Linked DNA regions of Homo sapiens: regions 1 and 3 are each linked to region 2. Evidence: chromatin loops called from intact Hi-C (ENCODE). Cell type or tissue: mammary epithelial cell. All regions are shown on one strand. Each heading gives the region's core, and the rest is flanking DNA. Links, peaks and the distances in the headings are about the cores only.

Evidence for each region. Hi-C counts contacts between places; a loop is a spot of excess contacts. Peaks named below come from ENCODE experiments on the same cell type or tissue, not always from the same donor. Only the 100,000 strongest peaks of a DNase experiment are listed, where the experiment ranks them.
Region 1: it touches region 2 in a loop (3-fold over the local background); 2 of 110 quality-filtered maps call a loop at or near these places.
Region 3: it touches region 2 in a loop (4-fold over the local background); 3 of 110 quality-filtered maps call a loop at or near these places.

What each region holds. Positions count from the first base shown.
Region 1 is chr5:135,702,962-135,708,603 of GRCh38, forward strand. It overlaps a transcript of SLC25A48 not described here. Among named protein-coding and RNA genes, the nearest start is that of SLC25A48-AS1, 52 kb to the left of the region's middle. In mammary epithelial cell, for the core only: no CTCF peak of the experiment used is centred there; a DNase peak (open chromatin) is centred at 2,490; H3K27ac peaks cover 1,219 bases.
Region 2 is chr5:135,648,429-135,654,070 of GRCh38, forward strand. It overlaps SLC25A48-AS1 (SLC25A48 antisense RNA 1), which reads right to left and starts at 5,507. Exons shown (of 3, transcript NR_027127.1): 1 at 5,414-5,507; 2 at 3,927-4,033; 3 at 255-2,095. It also overlaps a transcript of SLC25A48 not described here. In mammary epithelial cell, for the core only: no CTCF peak of the experiment used is centred there; DNase peaks (open chromatin) are centred at 1,913 and 2,923; H3K27ac peaks cover 1,603 bases.
Region 3 is chr5:135,726,775-135,732,416 of GRCh38, forward strand. It overlaps a transcript of SLC25A48 not described here. Among named protein-coding and RNA genes, the nearest start is that of MIR5692C1, 73 kb to the right of the region's middle. In mammary epithelial cell, for the core only: a CTCF peak has its summit at 2,908 (motif pointing left); a DNase peak (open chromatin) is centred at 2,047.

The DNA.
Region 1 (5,642 bases), core at 1,008-3,507, 54 kb after region 2:
ATGTACTTGAGCTTATTCATCATCTCTGACAGCCCCTTTGCACTCTCATCAGCGCTGGAAAATAAAAGGCCTCAAGAAATTTAATAATTATAGAAATGGCTATGAAAATGCCATTCACTGTGAGCAGTGAACAAGATGGTAATATGTAATACCGGACAGGGGCCCACGGGCAAATAGCAGAGGCAGATGCACAGGCTTGTGTTGTTTTGTCTAAAGTGTGAAAGACAGAAGTCTGAAATGTGGAGCTGCTCTGTGAGAACTCCACATTAGCTTCTGCAGAGGAATTGCCCCAAAGGCAAACCTGAAATGTTCAATCACTACTCAGGGATGCTTCAGCATGCCTCCATCTCTGAGCCAAGAATGCCTCAGAGACAACCCCACACGGCAGCCCAGTGAGGCCTCCCTTTTGTTTGCAGACAAAGGGTGAGAAGCTGCCTTTTCTTACCTTCTGAGGTTGCAGATACCAAGGCCATACACTTGCTTAGTCTGCAAGGAGCTGTTTCCGCACCTGGCCCTGCCATGTTCTAACAGGGTGGGCATTTTAAAACAAGCTCTGGTAACATGCCTGGCATCCTACCACCCACAGTTTTCCCCACAACCCGTCTCTGCCTGGTTAACCTCTCAGCAAAAATATCACTTCCTCCAGGAAACCTTCCTTGACTCTCCAGTCTACTCCATTCTCCTGCTTTACTTTCTCCCCAGGAAACCTGTGAGTGCCTCCTCCTTTGAGGCACTGACTGACACCACACAGTAACTTGTTCAGTGACTGGCCCTGCCAGACCGTGGGCTCTGTGAGGACTGGATGGTCACGTTCACCACTGTGTGCCCAGCACTCAGCATGAATACACATCTGCCCTCTTCTCCAGGGCCCACTCAATCTCCACTGCCTCACCCATTAGCATCCTTTTTCTGCGTACTGTGCCCTTAAGATCTGGGGGGAAAGGACCACAGAGTCATGAGCACCCTCTTGGTTCTCCTTGCACAATGCCAGACTCAGTGTTTGGTGTTTACAGCAGCCTCACATTCTTGCAAAGATTTCCACCCTGAGGTGCAGCAAATATCTGTGTCAATTTGGACCATTCAGTTAGTGTTCTGGCTGTCACATTCCATTTTGGACCTGACTTGAAGTTATGAAGAAGGCAAAGGTTTCAGTGATGGGTTCACACACTGTTCTGGGCGGCAGAGGCTCAGCGGGAGAGAGGAGCCTCTAGCTGGAGGATGTCGGGACCAGGAGGAAGTCCTTTGCTATGGAGCAAATTCCCTGAATGTGCATACTGGTGGCAAATCAGACTAAAAACAAGGCTGTTTTCTTCACCAGTTTGGCTTCTCAGTTATATCAGATGCCCCAGCCCTGGGCCTGTCTTTAACCCAGGCTTCAAGGCTTCAGACTTTTCAAAGATCTTTCTTATGCATCAGCAGCATAGATACTTTTGTTAAATATTGACTAGGGATGGTGACAACATCTCCATCTTAAAGGAGAGAAAGCTGAGGCCCAGAGATGTGTGGTCTTTTGGCTAAACTCAGACTTGAGATTTCTGACTTCCAGATCAGTGCTATTTGGCCAGTTACTTTATGGGACACATGTAAGGGTCAGATAGGACCAAAATTAACTAGCTTTATTATTTGTTTGTTTAATATTTACTGTGTTCCAGGAAGTATGTTAAGAACCTTACATGTGTGATCTCATTTAATCTCTCTAGTAAGTCTTGGGGGTAGATATTATTATTATTCCCATTTTACAGAAAAGGAAACTGAGGGACAGAGAGGTTAAATAACTTGGCCAGCATAACACGTTAATAAGTCACAGAGCCAGGATTCAAATCCTGTACTGGCTGATGGCCAGTGATAAAGCTGTGTTCTTAACTGACTTTTCTGGACGCTTCTACAAATGTCTAGGTAGCTTCCTGGCATTAGGCAGACTGCAGTGTGTGGTCTGGGTTGATGGTACAAATCCAGCAGTGTCTCTGACTGCCATTCAGGTGTTGGGGCTGAGAGGACTGCTGAGGATAGCCTGTGATATATGTGGGCATGGTCAGGATGGCTAAATGGGGTTCCAGGAGACCTCTTGGCCAAGCAAAGATGACCTGGGACAGGGAGGGATTGGTCACTGTCTCTTGGGTCCTGACTCTTGCTTGCTAGGCTCTAAAATCCCCTGTTGACATAACCCCCGTCCTCCCTGCGGGCCTGTTCTCAGAGCTCTCAGTCCTGGACCCCTTGATTCAGAGCTCCATTCAGGCCTGCATTTTTGAGATTGACTCACAGAGAGCAGTGGCCCTTGTGGCCTCTCTAGCTCAGCGCGGAGCAAGCAGCTGCTGTCATGGCAGTCCCAGTGATGCTGTCACTGTTGATAAATGGGAAGGCTGGCTCTGCCACCTCGTCATGTGAGGCTTTGGGCATGTTCTGGAGCTTATCAGAGCTTTGATTTCTTCATCTATTAAAGTGGGGATAGTAACATTTGTCTCATGAGTCATTGTGAGGTGGCAGTGAAATAATATATGCAAGGTGATTAGCACACTGTAAATATTCCGTAAGTATTAAATGATGGCAGCAATGATGATGACAAAGCATGAGGTATGTTTCCAGCAAGTTTCAATTCAAGCTAGACCATGCACTAACATTATTTAGTGCCTACATAAGTGGTAACCTTGCTTGGAAGAACAGATGACAACATAAAAGTACCTGTATATAGTTGGCTGGAGTCAACCTTATGGTTTGTTATATCTGGGCTCTGGCTCTTAAAAACAGTGCAAGTTTGAACAAGTTACTCAGCCTCTCTGAGCCCATCCACTCAGAAGAAATTTCACCTGCAGCATGAGGACTGGGCCTTTGTTCCCAGGAGATGGAACTAAGCCTTCCCAGGGTATCGGGGATGTCCTGCTCCTGAGGGGTGGCTGGTCCCCATGGCAAAGTCTCCCATCTGGCCACACTGGCAGGGTGGCAGAGGCTGTTCTTGAGGGTGAGCTGGCCTGGCTGGAACGCAGGCTGGTTTGTACAGCAGACGTCCCACCTTTGTTCTCAAGAGTCTCTCACCTGTAACTGCTTTCTTTGAACTGGGCTGTCTCTTCCCGGCTGCCCTTCTGGTCATCGGCCCAACCCTTTCTTTTCAAAGAAAGCCTCTTCTCTGTGAGAAGGTGCCCAGACTTTGAGGCCGCCCCACTGCGCCCTTTACACCTGGCACCTGGGTAAACATAGCCTTTCTCCTGGCCACTTCCTCCAAACAGGGCCTGACTGGGCTGGGCAGCCAGGAGGGAGATGTTTGTCATGAGCCTCCAGGACTCCTGGTGACTTGTGGCAGGCCCTGGGTTACAAAAGTGATTTACACCTTCTCTGCCCTTGAGTTGGGTGTAGGAGGTACCATACAGCAAGAGCAGGATCTCAGTGCTCAGGCAAGCTTTGAATCAAATTCTGGCTCTGCTGGTCATTGCTGTTTGTTTTGGTAAAGCACTTTTAGCCTCAGGTCCCCCATCTTTAAGCTGGTTAACAATATTACCCACCTCAAAGGATTGATGGGATAAGATGCACTTAGTACAGGGTCTAACACATAAGAAATACTCAATATTTATCAACCATCATCAGCGCGTTGCCATTCTTTCTTGAGAAGCTCCCAGTTGTTATGGAGGCATGAGACCAGTGCTCTAGCGTGGCAAGTACTGGATGTGGTGTGCGCATGGAGAAAGGGCACCTAGAGCTGCCTGGATGCCCAGAAGCTACCACCAAGATGCAGTGTGAAGAGGGAGCCCCCTGGGAGGACGAGAGGGGTAAGGGGCACGGTCCCCTCCCTCAAGCCACTGATGTGCAGACAGGTCTCATCTCCCCGATTGGGTCTGCATGACAGGCAGGTCATGACACATGTCACGAAAGAGATGAGGAACACTGTCAGGCAGTGGTGGGTGAGGGTAGCAGCCCCTCTTCACTTCAATAATTGGGAAGATCTTCATGGGACAAATGGAATTCATGACGGAGTCTAAGAACAGCTACTTGTTGACCAAATAGGCCAGGTAGAGGAAAGCACAAAGAAGACATGGAAAATGCAGGAGGTGAGGCCATGGGTGTGCAGTGAGTGGATGAGTGGGCTTTGAGAGGGGGCACTTCCAGTGAGGCATGACGAAGCCAGGGCTGGGGGTGTGGGCGGCAGGGGCCCCCATGTGCTGCAGGAGAAGTGGGGTAGGGTGGAAGCTGTCCAGGGAAGCTCCCAGGGTCCTTTATTCACTTCTGTTGGGCATGGCCCTGTGTTTGGAGACTGAACTCACGGCCTGTGGACTACTGAAGGAGGGCATGTCCCTAGAGCCTGACCCCATCTGATAAGCCAGCTTTGCAGCCCAAAAAGGAGGCCTTGTGCACTCTTGCTCCTGAATGTCTCCTCTCTTCACTGAAAACCAGAGTATCTGTGGCATTTCTTCTGCTCCACTCAGAGTAAAATCCAAACTCCCACTGAGTCTGCAAGCGCCTTTGTGATCTGCCCTGCCCAGATCCCTCCCTGAGTTAGTTCCTACTCCCTCCTGCTTAATGCACTTCAGCCACTTTGGCTTCCTTGCTGTTCTTTTCAGACTCCCGCCGCCCCCGCCCTTGGGTCCCCGCAGCCCACCAAGCACACTGCTGCCCTGGAGCCTTTGCACCTGCTGTTCCCTCTGCCTGGAACACTTTCCCAGCTACTTTGTCACAGACTCCCTTTGCTCAGGTCCTTGCTCCAACATCACTCTTCAGAGAGGCCACCTGTGACCCCCTTAGCAGAAGCAGCCCCTCCTTTCCTACCCTCCTGTTTATTTCCTTATGCCCCTCATCAGTCTGAAATGACTTCAAGTATTTGTTCATGTGTTCTTTTGTTCATGTGTTGATTGTCTCTTTCCCTCAGCTTGTCTGCGAGGGCATGTAGCCAGGGAGCATGACTGTCTTGTTGATTGCTGGACTCTGGTGCCTGGCATGGAGTAGGCTTTGAGGTAGGAGAACAGTAAATACATATTTATGAGTTGAGGGATGGATGGATGGATCGATGGATGGATGGATGGATTGGCTAGTTGAGGCCTCAGTGCCTGGAGCTGAGTGTGACAGAAGATGAAGTGGCCTGGGCAGCTGGGTGCCTGGGGCTGGGACATCATTTCCCTGCTGGCTCTATGGCACTGTGACATGCACCCGCCAGCCTTCCAGGCAGCAGGGGCCTGGGATAGGGATATAGATTCTATTCGTGAGCCCCCTTTTGTTTCCTAACTTTTTATTATAGAAACTTTTAAGCACCTGCAAAAATAGAATAGCATAAACCACACCTATGTACCCATCACTCAGCTTCAACAATGAGCAGCTCCTGGAAAATCTTGTTCATCTATTCTACACCCCACTTCACCTTGCAAAAGTTATTCCAAAGCAAATCTATGAGCACCTCTTTCATGTAGAGAGCTCAGAAATACTTCCCAGCAAGTTTTTTCTGCAGGCTCCTAGTATCTCTCTCTTCCCCATGTATCCTGAGTCCTCAGGTGCTTTGTCTTCTCCCTGAGTTAAACTAGCTCTCAATAAGAGACCTGCTAAATATATTCCCATTAAGCTATAAATGTCTGAGATTTGCATGGTCACTGTAATGGTGCATTCATCCAAATTCTCTGTGTTAATGGTGGAGTGTCAGGCCCCACCCCGGTCAGGCAGAGATGACC
Region 2 (5,642 bases), core at 1,768-4,267:
TCAAATCAGTTTGTTCTCTTAAAAACTAGAACCACATGCCCTCAGAAACATTGTGCTGATGGGCTCTGATTTTTCTTTTCATGAAATGGAAATCACAGGCTGTGGAAGCAGGAGACCTGCGCTCCAGCCCAGCTGTAGCACTAAGTGCCATGTGAGCCTGGGCAGGTCCCTAACCCCAAGGCCTCAATTTCTCTAGCTTAAGGGCCTACCAGCTCTGAGGGTTTATGATCCTAGAGGGAACAGAGACTCTGAAGTTGACTGGTTTATAGGAAAGTTTACTTGAAATCCATGAGGGCCTATGATTGCTTGTAAATGATTAAGATGCATTTTTTTGTAAGTCTAAACACAGGCAAAATGACAAGAATGTAAACAGTGCTTAGAAAGTCCCCTTCTTCTGGTGCCTGTGGATGAGAATCACAGTAAAAGCATGGAAGAGGCAGGAGAAGACAAGGCACTAGCTGGTCATTATGCCCCTGGGGGCCTGTGGCTGCCCAGAACTGGGGCAAACCAGCAGCCTGGACACCGGTTATGGTACCAGTTCCTTAGTTCTCTTCCAGGAACAAGGGCTTGGAGCCTGCAGCCTTAACTTCCCAGCTTCCCTCTGGGAGAGCCCTGCAGAGTTCCTGTTGCCAGCTTTGGATTCTTGTTGGAGCCATGCGACTCAGTGAGGAGGTCCCAGCTAACCAATTTATGGGAAGATGGAGTAGAGACAATAGCGGGAACCCTGTCCTGTGCCTGGCCCTTGCCCTGAGGTGTTTGGCAACAGCATCCACAGAAATCACTAGGTATGGGGTCTTGTGGGATAAGATTATTTTAGGGTGGAAAAGAGTTCTGTGGTTAATAACACAAATTGAAAAAAAATGGTGTAAATGATTGACTTGGTGTCAGTTGGCTAGGGCACCCCTCATGAGGGGGACATGAGTCTATAAGGCTTTATTGTTTTCTTCATCAAGTGTTGACTGAGTGTCTAATCCATCCCAGGTACTATGTTGGGTACCTGACTTGGTGGTGACTGTATGCCGGCTGGGGAGAAGGAATACGAACAGGTGAACCACAGTTGAAGAAGGGGTAACAAATAGCAGACAGGGTGCTTTGGTGAGAGTGGCCAGTGACTCAGATGGGGTAGTCAGGGAAGACTTCTCTGGGGTAGTGCCTTTATACTTAGACCAGAAGGGTTAGGAGGAGCCAGTGTACAAAGGGTGGAGGGAAAGGAATCCCAGGCAACACAACAGCACAGGCTAAGGCTCTAAAGCCAGGAAGGGCTGGGCTCGGGCTACACAGAGTGGTTTGAATGAGTGAGGGAATACAGGCATTGAAGATGCACATGCAGGGTTTCTTTGACTATGTGTCCTGGGTAGTAGGGGGTGGCTTTGGGGTTAGGATGATCATGGGTATACAGGATGCAAAGAGGACTATGTGTGTACCCATCAGAGACCTTGGAATGGACATGCCCTAGATTAAGCACAGCACCCATGCAGCAAAATGCCAAGCTCTTGGCTAAGAAGCTGAAAACCATGGCTCCCTAAGCACTTGTAGAAAGACAGTGAATTAATGCAGCCTTTCCTACATCCACCCGCTTCTCCTGCCAGCCATCGTCAGAGGCCATTCTCATAGTTCGCCCTTTTCTTATGATCATTCATATTCTTCAAAAATATTCTTATATTTCCTGCAGTCTCATTTCTTTAGGTGGCCCATAATTGCTTGGAGAGAAAGCTGTCAGGAGGCCCAGCTCCAGTGCCAGAAATTCTGTGAAGCCTTGTCCAACCTCATAGTCCTTGCTGAGGCCTGTATTCTCTGGCCTGTGTCAGCTTGATTCTCTAAGCCACACACTGTAGACAATTGCTACTCAAAGTTTGGTTTCTCCTTTCTCCTCCCTTTTCCTTGACTGGTACACTCCAAGCTCACTTAGTCATGAGAATGGACGGACATTGCCAGCATTCAAGAGGTCAGAAGTGTGGCAACATTGATTGAGGATGATGCTTCCTTCACATGGGGTGGGAGAGAGCCTCCAGACACAGTGAGTTCCCAGGAACCAGCCGGGTTCATCAGGAGGGTGCTGCCTTGGAGAAGGATGACTCCAGGACAAGGGATGACCCTGAACAAAAAGTGCAGTCACTGATGGAGTGGAACTAAAAAAAAAACAACAACAGAACTCTTTCTTTCAAAGCAACTGACTGTTATTAAGCACCTACTGTTAGCTCAGCCCTGGCCAGGTTCCAGGGAAATGAGAGAAGGTGCTCATTTCAATGTCAGGACCACAAGGTTTGTTTTTTAACGGTGGTTTGCTTAGAGTCAAACAGAACTGAGAACATCCAGTCCCCATCTTTGGATTGAGCCTGTCATCTTTGTGCGTGTGTATGTGTGTGTGTGGTGGGTGGAATGGGGGGCATAGGCAGAGGAGCTCATTTTTTGCTTCCTGATTGCTTTAGGCCTATTTATTGATCAAGAGCTTTGTTTGCTCAGTTTATTCACAGAATAATATACATATGTTGGCCTACTCCCTGCCTTCCTCTCTGGCGCCACTTCCTGACACCCCTACATCCATGCCAGTTATCAATATATTGCCTTTCAGCTCCAAATCTACCCTTATTTTCCTGCTTGTTGATAATGGAGGTGGGCTTTGTAAATATTTTTCCCTTATTGACAAAGAGCATTGGAGGGACACTGGAGAGAGAAGGGGTTTCCCCTTCCTGGTTCCCATGAGCCTGGTCCACCAGGCTCCTACAGAGCATGCTTTCTCCAGGCTTAGGTCCTGAGAGCATGTAGTTTCTGCTGTGCTAGGCTCATGCAGTGAACTCCTTTTCCCAATGCCTTGCTCCTGCAGATGGGGCTTTTTGAGCTCCTATAGTGCCCAGTGACTCACAGCCCCCTCCCTCTCAACCATGTCCTCTGGCAACCTTCCAGTGGAATGCCACACTCATCCTTGTGAGTGGTTTCCCCCAGGACTCCCTCAGGTGACTGTACAGTGAGTTCCTAGGCATGGCATGTGTGGACACCTTCCCCTGACACCTTAGTAGGCAGATTCCCAGCAAGTCCTACCAGCAAGTCATCTGCCTTCATTAGTTTTTTCTCATCCAGTAGGCCATGGCTATCCCCTCTCCAAGATCTTAATCCCAGCCCTAGTGGGAGGAAGAGGCTCTTCTGTGGGCATCAATCTCAGCCCTAGGGGTAGTGGCTGCTACCTATATCTGCTGTTCTTATATTCTTTAACTCTTACCAGAGTTAATTCTGCTCTTTTATTAATAATTCTTCATATTAAACTTTTTTTCTGTTTGAAAATTGCTGTGTGGTTTCTTTGTCCTCATTGGACCTTATGGGCAGAACTTTGAGGAGTGCATTTGCTTGTCCACTAGTGTGAAATGAAAGATAGAAGTATGGATCTACATAGATTTATAGGTAGTTGCTAATGGTTTGGCTGGATAGACAGGAACTTGGAAGGAGCAGGATTGGAAGATTAGTGATAATAAAGTCTGGGGAAGATATATATGGATGGATCTCTCTCATAATGGGCACAAACGGTGAAGATATTTGAGTCCCGTGTGAATGCCCAAAGGGCATCATTACTGTAGAAGAGATTAATAATCAGACAAAATAACATGCTCAGAAGCTGTCAGCCTCTTCCCTCAGCCACCCTAGTGCTTGCTCAATGGGACCATGAACAAAGAAGCCAAGTTGGCAGGGATGGAGGCTATGCAGGAGCTTAACAGGGTGGACTTCCCCTTATAAAGGCTGTACTAATACTATAGCTGCGTGCCTAACCTATCTACAGCAGAGACTAAACACTGAGCCCCTGATATGACACCATTCCCTGGGGGTGAGTAGACAGTCACCTGGTGGCAGATTGATTACAATGGACCTTTTCTATTATGAAGGAGGCAGAGATTTGTCACCATGAGAATAGATATGTATTCTAGAAATCGACTTACCTTCTTTGCACATAGTGCTTCTGCCAGCACCACCATCCATGGATTCACAAAATGCCTATCCACCATTATGACATTCTCCATAGCGTTGCTTCTGATCCAAGAACCCACTTCTCAGCAAAGAAAGTGGTGCAATGGATTAATTCCCATGGAATTAACAGGTCTCACTATATACCCCATTAACTGGAAGTGGCTGGGCTAAATGAAAGGTGCAGTCACTTACAGAAGACTCAGTTGGAGCACCATTTGGGATTAAACACCCTGAAAGGATTGGGTTCTGTCTTAAAGGACATAGTATATGCTTTGAGTCAGAGACCATAATATGGCGTTATTTCCCCATAGCCAGAATACAAGGGTCTGGGAATCAAGGGATATAAATAGAGTTACATCTCTTACTATTATGTCTAGTAATCTATGCACAGAATTTTAGCTTTACACAGGAGCTACAACTATGATTTCATTAAACTGAAAGAAGGATCTGGTCATTTTGGGCTTAAGGACTGTGATAGTCTGAATGTGTCTTCAAAATTCATGTATCAGAAATTTCATCTCCAATGCAACAGTGTTGGGAAGTAGGGCCTAATGCAAGGTGTTTAGGTCATGAGGCCTCCACCTTAATGAGTAGATTAACACCATCATAAAAGGGCTTTTGTGGTGGGTTCACGCTCTTCCACTCTTCTGCCATGTGAGAACACAGCGTTCATCCTCTCTTGCCCTTCCACCTTCCATGGGAAGACATAGCAAGAAGGCCCACACAAGATGCTGGCACCCTGATCTTGGACTTTCCAGCCTCTAGAACTGTGAGAAATAAATTTCTGTTCTTTATAAATTACTCAGTTTCAGGTATCTTGTTATAACTGCATAAACAGACCAGGACAAGGCCACTGAATCAAAAGGCAGAATAAGAAGTTACTCTACTGGCTGGAGTGATTGATCCTGATTACCACGGGATGATTGGATTGCAGCTATATAATGGGGGCAAGAGAGACTATTTCTGGAACCGAGGAGATTCTGTAGGTCACTTCCATACCCACTAGTAAAAGTTAATGGAAAACTACAGTAACCAAAATATAGGCAGGGTAATTGAGGACTCAGAGCCTTCAGGAATTAAGGTTTTGGTCACTCTACCAGGTAAAGACCCCAGTCTGCTGAAGTCCTGACTAAGCATGGGGAAGCACAGATTGGTTAGTAGAAGAAGGAAGCCATAGATATCAATTATAACCTCAAGACAGTGATAGAGACGAGGAGTGTACCAGTTCTGCATATTTTCTCTAGAGGAGGAGGAGACTGCAGGCTAGTTGAGGTACAAAGAGTCAGAGGGAGGGAGAAGACTTTCCCATAAGACAGACCAATCTCCACTCCCCATAAGCTTCCTTTGGAAGATAAAGGAGCTGAAAGCAGTGAGAGCAAAATCAGTAGGCCATGTCCATGATGGGTGGCCAGAGAAGGAATATCTCATTGACAGCGGGTATTTCCTTATGGGATCCAACCTCCAGGACTGAGTTGTTCCAGGAATTGTATAGCCAGACACAGCCACAGGGCAAGCATATACTCAGGGTTCTCATAGGGAATGTTGTTCTCTCTGGGGCTGGGAAGCTTTGGATGGTGGTGAGGGTAGCGGCAGGGCTAACCTGGGACCTGCCATATAGAGCCCCTGTTTCTTAGTGGCAGTGGCAGCCAGAGAGCCACAGCCTGCTTATGTAACAGCCACCAGTGGGA
Region 3 (5,642 bases), core at 1,346-3,845, 78 kb after region 2:
TATTCATGTACATATTTTGGTGTGAACATCTTCATTTCTCTAGAATAAATGCCCAGAAGTGCAGTTGCTGGGTTCTCTGGTAGTTGCATATTTGGTTTTTTGAGAAACTGTTTCCCAGAGTGGTTGTCCTATTTTATATTTTCACCAGCAATGTATGAGTGATCCAGTTTCTATAGATCCTCGGCAGCATTTGGTGTCACTATTTTCAGTTTTAGCCTTTCTGACAGGTGTGTAGTGATATCTCTTTGTGATTTTAATTTGCATTTCCCCAATGGCTAAAGACGTTGAACATCTTTTCATGTGTGTATTGGTCATCTGTATATCCTCTTTGGAGAAATGGGTCTTCTTGTCTTTTGTCCATTTTTAAATTGAATTTTTTTTTACTGTTTTTTACATATATAGCCACAGGCTATATATATATATATATATACGTGTGTATAGTAAAAATAATATAGATATATATGTATGTGTGATAGTAAAAAAAACACTCTAAAATACATATATATGTATGTACACACACACAGAGTCTAAATTCTAGTCTTTTGTCAGATATGTGGTTTGCAAATATTTTCTCCTGCTCTATAGCTTGCTTTTTAATCCTCCTAGCAGGGTCTTTTTCGGAGCAAAAGTTTTTAATTTTGATGAAGTCCAATTTATCAGTTTTTCCTTTTAATGATCGTGCTTTTGATGTCAAGTTGAAGGACTCTGCCTAACCCTAGGAAAGATTTTCTCCTATTTTTTTTTCTAAAAGTTTTATAGTGTTTCGTTTTACACTTAGGTTTATGAGCCATTTTTAGTTAATTTACATATAAAGAGTGAGATTTGGGTCAAGGGTTTTTTTGGCTCATATATTGTCAATTGTTCCAACATCATTTATTGAAAAGACTATCTTCTCTCTGTTGATCTGTGTTTGTAGTTTTATCAAAAGTCAGTTGGACATATTTGTGTGAGTCCCATTTTTGGGTTCCCTTTTCTATTTCATTGTGTGTCTCTCGGCCAATACCACAGTCTTGATTGCTGTAGCTATAAAAGTAAGTCTTGAAATCAGGGAGAGTGATTCTTTCCATTTTATTTTAGCAATTCCAGTTTCTTGTTTCTTTGCCGTTCCAAATTTTAGAATAATCTTGCCTATATCTACAAAATAATTTGCTGGGATTTTGATAGAAATTTTGTGTTCTGTCTTTTAAGGGAACGTGGCTGGCCGTGCACGGTGGCTCACACCTGTAAACCCAGCACTTTGGGAGGCCGAGGCAGGTGGATCACCTGAGGTCAGGAGTTTTGAGACCAGCCTGGCCAACCTGGTGAAACCCCATCTCTACTAAAATACAACAATTAGCTGGGCATGGTGGTGGGCGCCTGTAGTCCTAGCTACTCAGGAGGCTGAGGCACGAGAATAAGTGGAACCCAGGAGGCGGAGGTTGCAGTGGGCTGAGATCGCGCCACTGCACTCCAGCGTGGGTGACAGATCGAGACTCTGTCTCAAAAAAAAAAAAAAAAATGTGGCTTTCTATAGTTAGCATGTATTTTGTATTTTTAATAGGTTGAACATTTAAAATAGCAAAAAAGAACTAAAAACATCTGTAAATCTATCACAGTGTATACAACCTATATAGACTGCTTTATAATCATCTTTCACCCAACAATATAAGTGAATATGATGACCCTTTTTCCGTGGTGATAGTTGTAATTTTAAATCATTTCATACTATTCTCTTATGTGGATACAGCATCATTTATATGGCTAATCCCTCACTGTTGCATACTTAAGGGTGTTTCTTTTTTAAATTTCTTGTTTGTGTATTTAATTTTTCCTGTCATAGACAAGCTGTGATAAATATCTTAAAACTATGTCTCTGAAAACATACTCAATTACTTCCTCAGGAAAAACTTATTTGAGTGAAATTGCTGGTGCCTTCTTGATTCTTCTGTTTTTCTGATGTCAGATGAAGATCCAGTTCTTTGAAGTGAAACTAGCATTTAGTTATCAGCTCAGGCCACTTTCTACCTCTGACTTGCCTTTCACCTCAGTTTCATCCTCTTGGAATTTCCCCTGAACACATACACAAATACACACACACACACACACACACACACACACACACACACACACATACACACACACCCCAAGGCTTGGATAGAGGAGTTAAAACAGATGAGAGCTCCACATTCTCTAAACTCTCTGTTGTTAACATCTTCTTTGAGGCTCTTCCTGTAGTTCAGAGCTCTGTGTCCTACTGCTAACCCCAGATGCAAAACAGATGCGAAACGGGTCCTGTGCTTTATTCCTTTTAGAAGATTTCCCCATACCCCTTCCATGTGCCTAGTAATTCTCTGGGGGCCGCTCTTCCTTTCTGAAAGGAGGTACATGGGGACTTCTGGGGCCCTACTGTAGAGCTTTGACTCCCATTGTCACTTAGGCCCTCTCCACACCCTGAGTAGCATGTGACTATTTTAAGAAAATTCCTTAAGGCCTTCAAAGAGTAATAGGATAGTTTTCTGGGAAGCTTGTTAAAATTCTTGAATATGTTCAAGGGATTTACATTTTCAAAGAGAGAATGTTTTGTTTGATGTTGAGGAAAGATTTTTTTTTTTTTGGTCCCTGGGAATTTAAATAATTTGCTTGACTTTCTAGTGGAAAGACCGCAGTGTTCTTAGATTCTGAATGTGGCATTTGTTAGAATCCTCCATGATTGATTGCAGGGAAAATGTGTGTAAATGATTTTGCAATACATTTTTAAACCAAGGGTCATCTGTAAGTTGTCAGCCTAAAAAAGTGGCATCTTGCTTGCATAAGTAAATTTTATTTCTTGGAAGGAGACAGTTGCTTAAAATGAGAAATATCAGTTTTAAATGATCATTAATGATGACCCCATGGATACCTTCCAGAAGAAATGGAATCAGTCTACCCCCTTGTGGATAGCTCAGAAAGTTCCTCATTTTCCTCACTAAAAGTTACATGTGAGAGTTCTGAGGGAACCACAGGCTATATGAGTTTCCTTCTCATCTAAAAGTAATAGGAAGTACATTTTATATAAAATTTGTGTTAAAGTAACTAGACATATCTTTGTAATAGCTAATTGGCCTTGTGACTGGTATTTTTAAATAACACAGTAAAAATAAATAAAAGGGGTGATGTTATACATTCATTATATGTAATATATATTATGTAGTGGTTCCTGTCTCACGTGCTCAGAGCAATGGGCAACTTCATCAGGTAAATCACTCTTCATGTCCCTGCCCAGAGCTCATAAACTGACAGGTGTAAGGTATATAAAGAGGTTGCAGGCAAGAAGCTTTGGGGCTCAGACCGAAGAGGTGATAAATAAAAATCACCATGATTTTGGGGGAGATTACTAGAGTCCAAGTGCTATTCTTTTTCTTTATGACTATTCTCTAAATTAATTCCTATAACAAACCTCTGCTGTTACTGTTCCAATTTGATATGGTTTGGCTGTGTCTCCACCCAAATATCATCTTGAATTCCCACATGTTATGGGAGGGACTTGGTGGAAGGTAGTTGACTCATGGGGGCCAAGTCTTTCCCATGCTGTTCTCATGATAGTGAATAAGTCTCACAAGATCTGATGGTTTTAAAAAGAGGCATTCCCCTGCACAAGCTCTCTCATTTTTTGCCTGCCGCCACCCACTTAGGATGTGACTTGTTCCTCCTTGCCTTCTGCCATGATTGTGAAGATTCCCCAGCCACACAGACCTGTAAGTCCAATTAAACCTCTTTCTTTTATAAATTGCTCAGTCTTGGGTATGTCTTAATCAGCACCATGAAAACGAACTAATACAGATTTTGGTACTAGTAGAGTGGAGTGCTGCTGAAAAGATACCTGAAAATGTGGAAGCAACTTTGGAACTGGGTAACAGGCAGAGGTTGGAGTAGTTTGGAGAGCTCAGAAGAAGACAGGAAAATGTGGGAAAGTTTGAAACTTCCTAGAGACTTGTTGAATGGCCTTAACCAAAATGCTGATAATGATATGGACAAGAAATCCAGGCTGAGGTGGTCTTAGATGGAGATGAGGAACTTGTTGGGTACTGGAGCAAAGGTGACATGTGCCTAGAAGGTGAGTATCATTATCTCTGGTTTACAGAGGAGGAAACTGAGGTTCAGAGGGGACCAGTTCAATAAGTGGGGAACAGAGCTGGGACATAAACTGAGATCTTCCGGCCCCAACCAGGGCTCTTTCCAGTATGCCACAGGGCCTGCTGTGGAGTTTCACTCATGTCCATGTGAAGAGACCACAAAACAGGCTTTGTGTGAGCAACAAGGCTGTTTATTTCACCTGGGTGCAGGTGGGCTGAGTCCGAAAAGAGAGTCAGTGAAGGGAGATAGGGGTGGGGCCATTTTATAGGATTTGGGTAGGTAATGGAAAATTACAGTCAAAGGGGGTTGTTCTCTGGCTGGTAGGGGTGGGGGTCATAAGGTGCTCAATGGGGGAGATTTTGAGCCAGAAGGAATTTCACAAGGCAGTGTCATCAGTTAAGGCAGGAACAGGCCATTCTCACTTCTTTTGTGATTCTTCAGTTACTTCAGGCCATCTGGATGTATACCTGCAGGTCACAGGGGATATGATGGCTTAGCTTGGGCTCAGAGGCATGACATTCCTGTCTTCTTATATTAATAAGAAAAATAAAACAAAATAGTGGTAAAGTGTTGGGGCAGCGAAAATTTTTGGGGGTGCTATGGAGAGATAATGGGCAATGTTTCTTGGGGCTGCTTCAAGCGGTATTAGGGGTGACGTGGGAACCCAGAGTGGGAGAGATTAAGCTGAAGGAAGATTTTGTGGTAAGGGCAATATTGTGGGGTTGTTAAAAGGAGCATTTGTCATATAGAATGATTGGTGATGGCCTGGATGCTGTTTTGTATGAATTGAGAGACTAAATGGAAGACACAAGGTCCAAATAAGAGAAGGAGAAAAACAGATATTAAAGGACTAAGAATTGGGAGGGCCCAGGCCATCCAATTAGAGAGTGCCCAAGGAGGTTCAGCATGGCCCTGCCAGCAAAGATTATTTATTTACTTTAAGAGGGAGTTAAGAGTGGCTGTTTGGGGATAGCACCAGGAGATATCAGCTGTGATGGCCTGGAGAAACAGTGTAAACCAGCAGTGTAAACAAGAGTAGGGCATTTATGAGTAGTTGAGTACGGTGAATAGGAGTATGACTAGACAGAAGATAGTAGAGATGACAAGTTTTTGGGGTGCAGTCCAAGTTGGGCTGGTGTCTGGAATAAGACTGGGGCCTAATAAAAAGGAGTGTCCATACAGGAGCTCAAATGGGCTGTACCCTGTAGCATTCCAAGGACAGGCCCGAATTTTGAGAAGGGCAAGTGGTAAAAGTATTGTCCAGTCCTTTTTAAGTTGGTGGCTGAGCTTGGTGAGGTGTGTTTTTAAAAGACCATTAGTCCATTCTACCTTTCCTGAAGATTGAGGACCGTAAGGGGTGTGAAGGTTTCACTGAATACCAACAGCCTGAGAAACTGCTTGGGTGATTTGACTAATAAAGGCCGGCCCATTATTGGACTGTATAGAGGTGGGAAGGCCAAACCGAGGAATTATGTCTGACAAAAGGGAAGAAATGACCACGGTGGCCTTCTGAGGCCCTGTGGGAAATGCCTCTACCTATCCAGTGATAG